2 separate regions of the Homo sapiens genome follow, and region 1 is linked to region 2. The links are chromatin contacts, found by POLR2A ChIA-PET in ENCODE. All regions are on one chromosome and are shown on one strand. Each heading gives the region's core, a stretch centred on a gene start or an enhancer-like site at or near the end of the contact. The rest is flanking DNA. Distances are from core to core; before and after follow the strand shown.

The links. ChIA-PET counts read pairs that join two places held with the same protein, here RNA polymerase II (POLR2A).
Region 1: POLR2A ChIA-PET joins it to region 2 with 11 read pairs in H1. The contact joins two enhancer-like sites. POLR2A ChIA-PET finds 5 or more read pairs at or near these places in 4 of 52 experiments (H1, HepG2, WTC11 and 1 more).

What each region holds. Positions count from the first base shown.
Region 1 is chr20:49,582,989-49,586,496 of GRCh38, reverse strand. No RefSeq gene overlaps it. Among named protein-coding and RNA genes, the nearest start is that of PTGIS, 17 kb to the right of the region's middle. Within about 2 kb of position 1,581, at least 20 of the 41 ENCODE cell types and tissues checked have a DNase peak (open chromatin) inside an H3K27ac peak, as active enhancers do.
Region 2 is chr20:49,504,127-49,507,366 of GRCh38, reverse strand. It overlaps PTGIS (prostaglandin I2 synthase), which reads left to right. Exons shown (of 10, transcript NM_000961.4): 10 at 1-3,240. Among named protein-coding and RNA genes, the nearest start is that of KCNB1, 23 kb to the right of the region's middle. RefSeq lists an enhancer at 1,684-2,185. Within about 2 kb of position 1,691, at least 2 of the 41 ENCODE cell types and tissues checked have a DNase peak (open chromatin) inside an H3K27ac peak, as active enhancers do.

The sequences.
Region 1 (3,508 bases), core at 332-2,831, 79 kb before region 2:
TGGGTAAGATTTTTTGACTTAATTTTCCCTTCACCTCCAACTCCCTTGCTTAAAAATATCAAGACTGAGCCGGGCATGGTGGTTCATGCCTGTAATCCCAGCACTTTGGGAGACCGAGGTGGGCAGATCATTCGAGGTCAGGAGTTAAAGACCAGCCTGGCCAACATGATGAAATCTTGTCTCTACTAAAAATACAAAAATTAGCCAGGCATGGTGGTGGGTGGCTGTAATCCCAGCTACTGAGGAGACCGAGGCACAAGAATTGCTTGAACCCAGGAGGCGGAGGTTGCAGTGAGCTGAGATCGCGCCACTGCACTCCATCTTAGGCAACAGAGTGAGACTCTGTCTCAAAAAAGAAAAAAAAAAAAAGACTGGACCAAAAAAAAAATTGTAATTTTATTCCCCATGTCTCTTAAGAAAACAAAAACATATTTTGAATTCTACGCCTCCCTGAGTGAGATGGCTGTGGTGGCAGTGGAGCTCACTCTGGAAGGCTTTAGATGCCAGGATGAATGTTTATTCCTGGCCTCTGACTACTTTCTCCTGACCTCTGACCTCTGGCCTGTCCCCTTCCTCTTTCTCTGGATTCTGTCTCCCCAAATTTCTTGGACCCACCTCCAAAGCCCCACTCCCCATGCAGGAAGGAAAAGAGCATTCACAGGATAAATATTTAGCCCAAAGGTCTTGGAGAGTGTTTTTGGGAGGCTCCCGGCAGTGGGGCTCCAGGCATAGATGACCTCACCCAGCTTCTCCTAACAGTGCCACCTTGGTCCTTCTTGCCTGCCCTCCACGTCCCATCTCCCTCAGTCCCTCTGTCCAGGGCAAATGGTGGTAGCCTCTGGAGGGGGATTTGGCTCTCTCATAATCCCCATCATCGCTTCTACAACCACCCCCAACAAACGCTCACGCAGCCCATCTGCTTAGCAGGTGTTTCCAGCTGCCCCTTCGGAAAAGACCACTGTCCCCAAGACCCCCATATAGACCATCTGGGCCTGCCACTGCATAGATGTGGCCTCCTTCACGGCAAAGGTTAACATCCGGGGCTCCGAGTCAGACCTGAGTTCAAATCCGGCCACTTCTTAGCTGGGAGACTGTGGGCAAAGGGCTTTGGCTCTCTGAGCCTTCAATTCCCTCCTTGTAAAAGGAGAATAAAGCACTGGTTCTTAACTAGGGGTGATTTTGCCTCCCGGGAAACCTCTGGTAATGTCTGGAGACAGTTTTGGTTGTCATAACTGGAAGGTGGGAGTGTTAATGGCATCTAGTGGGTAGAGTCCAGGGGTGTTGTTAAATATTTGACAGTGCACAGCACAGCCCCTTAATTAAGGAATTATCCAGTACAAGTGTCACTAGTGTCGGGGTTAACAACCCCTGATGAAGTGCTACCCACACTGTCAGGTGGTTGTGAGGATGAAGATCAGGAAGCAGCTAACACGGGGCCTGGCCCACGCTAAGCACCCAGTCCGTGACTGCGAATATGGGTTTTATGATCAACCTCTTTTGGTTTTTTTGCTCATCCTCTTCTCTCCTGCCCTAGACCAACTCCAGAGAGCTTCTTTCGCAATCGAGCATACAAGATCGGCACCACCTGGCACGGTGCAAAGGAGCCACCCCACCCGTCACCATGTCCACACCCTAGCCACAGACCTCTCCCCGGAGTCCCACTGCTGCCTCCTCACTGGCTTCCCTGCCTCCTTGCCTGCCCTCCTCCATTGCTTTCTCCCCACTGCTGCCCAAGGGAATCTCTAAAAACCAGTGTTTTTGAGCACTAGGAGGGCTCTGGATCTATGTAGAGCACTTTACCTACATTATCTTATTGAATCCTTAGAACAAACCTTTGAGGCAAATGCTAAGATTGTTTCATTACGGAGGAGAGAAAACAGGCTCAGAGAGGTGTCGTAAGTGACCTAAAATCACAGAGCAAGTAAGTGGCAGAGCTGGGATTTGAAACCAGGTTTGTCTGAGATTAGACCTTATAAGTGGGATGTTAGCTGCATCTCCTACTCACTAAAACAGTGGGTGTGCTTCAGAATCCCCTCAGAGGGGGCCTGCTACAATGGGGAGCCACATCTAGGGTGGACCCCAGGAACCCACATTTTGACAACCTCCCCCAGCTCCTGTCGTAGGCGATTCTGATGCTGGTGGTCTATAAGCACTTGGAAAAAGCCTCTCAGATCCTGCTGCTCTTCTTCCTAAAACCATCGATGGTTCCCTTTTATTCTCTGAATTGAGTCCAAAGTCCTGGACACGTGGCCTTTTCTCCCATTCACTCTAGTGTTTGAGCTTGCATCTGGTCTTTCACCCCTGAGCATTTGCTCAGGCACGCTCCCTGCCTGTGACACGCTGCCAGCCTTCCTTCTCCCTGGGCCTGGTGGGTTCCCACAGGTGCTGGGCTGGGAGTTAGGACTTGCGGGTTTTAGCTTCATGGGATAGCAGTCTCCCAGCGTAACCCTGGACGACACATCCTTCACTCCCTTTGGGCCTTAGTTTCTCCACTGGAGCCACAGAGATTTGACTGGATGCTGGCTGTGTAAACAGAGACGGCAAAGGCAGGCTCTTGCTGCCAAGCCAGGCATCTGGGCCTCCCCATCTGTTTGCAGGTCAGCAGCCTGTGTTCCTGGCAGGTGCTAAACACTCACTCATGCTGCTGAGAAGATCCAGGGAGGTCTGGCTCCAGCACCGTGACTGCAGTTGCTTGGGCCAAATCAATGTTTCCACATCTTATCTCTAACTGGCTCAGTCACAATATTTAGACACTTGGCCTCAAGTTGAGAAATTTGGTGACTCAGGGAGATAGCAGCTGTGGCCGGCTCCTGACCCCTGAACCCTCTACCCCTGATGGGGACACACCCTCCCAGAAAGAGGAATGGACTTTCCCTACAAGAAGCTCTTCGTGAAGGGAGAAGGAAACTGAGGACCAGAGAGGAGAAACAACTTGCTTGAAGCCACACAGCTACATAGTGGCATGTGTGCATTTAATATTTACTGAGCACCTACTATGTGCAAGTCTCCATGGTGGGTGCTATGAAGACAGGCGCGAGCAAACAGGACAGAGAAGGGATTTGTTCTTGTGCGAATTTCAGTCACAGTCAAATCTTATTATTATTATTTTTTTAGAGACAGAGTCTCTCTCTGCCCCCCAGGCTGGAATGCAGTGGTGCAAACTCAGCTCACTGCAGCCTCAACCTCCAGGGTTCAAGAGATTCTTGTGCCTCAGCCCCCTCAAGTAGCTGGGACTACAGGCACATGCCACCACGCCTGGCTAGGTTTTTTGTTTTTGTTTTTGTTTTTGTAGAGACTGGGTTTTGTCATGTTGCCCAGGCTGGTCTCAAATTCCTGGGCTCAAGCGATCTTCCCGCCTCTGCCTCCCAAAGTGCTAGAATTACAGGTGTGAGCCACCGCGCCCGACCGACCCTTGATATTATTGAAGGTTAACATTTACAAAGCTTTTATCATGTGCTGGTCACCATTCTAAGTACTTATTAAATCTTCATAATTACCCAGTGAGGTG
Region 2 (3,240 bases), core at 442-2,941:
CCATTGCTCACACTACTTGAGAAAATGCAGGAGAGCTTCCCCCAAGGCTGATGCATTCCCGGTGCAGAACAGGGGCACCCTCCAAACACTGGGCTCTGAGGAGTGGAGTTCTCTGTTCTAGAGTGACAGGCACCAGATGGGATGGGCTTTCTCAGTGTCAGCACTCAGGTAGGGAGCTAAGGAAGACACAGCCCAGACAAGATGGCTGGAAGGAGCCAGCCAGGACTCCTTAGACTGATCAAGCCAAAAAAGAAGGTGCCGATTTCATGCATTCTAGTGCAGAAGCCCCAACTGTGATCACGATCCAGTCTGCAGACGTGTTTTGTTTGGACTTCACTTAAAAAAATGCCTTAGTTGTTATCATCTTTGGGAGAGTTCATTCAAAATGTCCAGCTTCTCTTGAAAACTTGGTATATCTGGCCACACTGGGCTCACATTCCCAAGGGTAACTCTTGGCCAGAGCTGAGTGGCAGCCGCCTCCCTTATGCAGGACATGTGCTCTCGGCTTCACCAGGGTTCTGACCGGGTCTGCTTCTGCATTCACAGCGCCTCCTGGACCTGAAGGCATCTGAGTGTGAGACCCTGTTCTAACTCTTAGAAGTGACATTGTAAGAGGTGGTGGGGACCAGCTAATTGGTCCAACCCAGCCTGAGTGCACCACCCTTTGAACAAATGTATCAGTGATGAAAATTTGCCTTTGCCCCGGCTTGCCTGTAATCCCAGCACTTTGGGAGGCCGAGGTGGGCGGATCACTTGAGGTCGGGAGTTCAAGACCAGCCTGGCCAACATGGCGAAACCCCGTCTCTACTAAACATAAAAAAATTAGTCAGGTGTGGCGGTGCGTGCCTGTAATCCCAGCTATTCAGGAGGCTGAGGCACCAGAATTGCTTGAACCCAGGAGGTGGAGGTTGCAGTGAACTGAGACTGCGCCACGGCACTCCAGCCTGGGCGACAGAGCAAGACTCTGTCTCAATAAATAAATAATTAATTAAAATAAAAAACAGCTTAAAGAGAAAAATGGCCTGCAAACCTTTTTTATGATGCTATTTTTATTAATATAAAGTCCTGTTTATTGAGACCCTTTAAATGCCTGCGAGAGACCCTACAGACAGTATGTCTACTCCTCACAGCATCTCTATGAAGAGAAGGAGGGTTGTGCCCACTTCATAGATGAGAAAACTGAGAGGTGAGGTGACTTGCCTGGGGCCACATAGCTCATAAGCTGTAGAACTCTGCAGGCAGATTTACTGTCCCAGGAGCAAATGCTGGATGAGCAACTCCTGTTCTTTGGGCTCAAGGGGACTGGTGATGGGACAATTCTTCTCGACTTCAGGAGCTGACAGAGCCAGAGGCACCTAAACTTGGGTACATCTTGTAAGACACATAATGAGGTCCCTCTAGCTTTAGCTGGAGGGAGATAAAAGAACCCCAGACCTCTGAATGTCCCAGAGGCTAGTCTCTTCTCAGAGCAGCACTGGGGTTTGGGGGCTTCCCTGGGCCTCAGCCTCCAGGCACCCCCAGGATTCCCAGAGAGACGCTGTGATTGGCAGGAGGCAGGATATCCCCAGGGAAACCCATCTTCACGCCTGGGTGACCCCCACTGCCGCCTCCTTCTTAACTCTGCAGGAAATCAGAGCTGGCAGCCTCCAGTGGGAGGACAGAGCCGGTTTCCGTGGCAACCCTCAGCTGCCTCATCGTGGCTGGGAAGGGAAGGAAGCAAGCCGGCAGAAATAGCTATGGAAGGTCTTGCGCAGGCTGCAACCCTGGTGTGCTGGGCGAAAACCCTTATGACTCCCCCCTTCCAAATCAGGCTGGGTTGTCACTGAGACTAGATTCTCACCTGCCTTCAAAGAAGGGCCAATTCCCTTTAAAGGTCGCACCTCCTTGGAACCACAGTCATTAGTGAATTACACTCAAGGAAAAGATGTGCTCCCACCAGGCAGCTCCAGCTGTTACCTGAGATACTGAAGTGCAGCTCAGGAGACGATTATTTAAACCTGCCCTTGTTTTAATCGTTATTTTTCTCTTTAAAAAAAATAGAAGCTATAAAGAAAAGAGGGAGAGATGAGTGGGTTAGCTACCTGCTATGCGCTAGTTAGGAAGTTACCTGGATGCCATTGTATTTCTTCATCCCTTGCTTAAGAATCAAAATTACTGGACATATGTTAGGAATACTCTTTCTTTCTTTCTTTCTTTTTAAGCTCAGTGGCAAGAATGAAATACTCTTTTTTTTTTTTTTTTTTTGAGATGGAGTCTCGCTCTGCTGCCCAGGCTAGAGTGCAGTGGCGTGATCTCGGCTCACTGCAAGCTCTGCCTCCCGTGTTCACACCATTCTCCTGCCTCAGCCTCCTGAGTAGCTGGGACTACAGGCACCCGCCACCACACCCGGCTAATTTTTGGATTTTTAGTAGAGATGGGATTTCACCGTATTAGCCAGGATGGTCTTGATCTCCTGAGCTCGTGATCTGCCCGCCTCGGCCTCCCAAAGTGCTGGGATTACAGGTGTGAGCCACCGCGCCCAGCCAAGAATAAAATACTCTTAAGTTGATCTAATGAAGTGTTTCCTTACCATTGTGATTATTGTTACTATTATTTGCTATATTTTAATATTGTTGTTTACCAAATATTCTCCTTTAAACAGACTCGCTTTTTAAACTTTTTTTTTTTTTTTTGAGACGGAGTTTCACGCTTATTGCCCAGGCTGGAGTGCAATGGCACGATCTCAGCTCACCACAACCTCCACCTCCTGGGTTTAAGCAATGCTTCTGCCTCAGCTTCCCAAGTAGCTGAGATTACAGGCGCACACCACCACGCCCAACTGATTTTTGTATTTTTAGTAGAGACGGGGTTTCCCCATGTTGGTCAGGCTGGTCTCGAACTCCTGACCTCGTGATTTGCCTGCCTGGGCCTCCCAAAGTGCTAGGATTACAGGCATGAGCCACCATGCCCGGCCTAAACTTTGTTTTTAAAATGAACTTTTTTTCCCCCCAATTGCTGCCAATAGTGGATAACATGTATCACTCACTGCCAAAAATAGAAAGTGACCATGAAAAATAAATTCGCTGGGGAAGGGGGCTCCATGCTGGTGTGGCCAAGGCTGAGAGCTCTCTCTTCTCTGTTACAAAACGAGATAAGCAAGTGTTAGAATTGCCTTAAGGCCACACTGGCATCTCCCTGACCTTCTCCAGGGACAGAAGCAGGAGTAAGTTTCTCATCCCATGGGCGACCAGGGCCATCTCC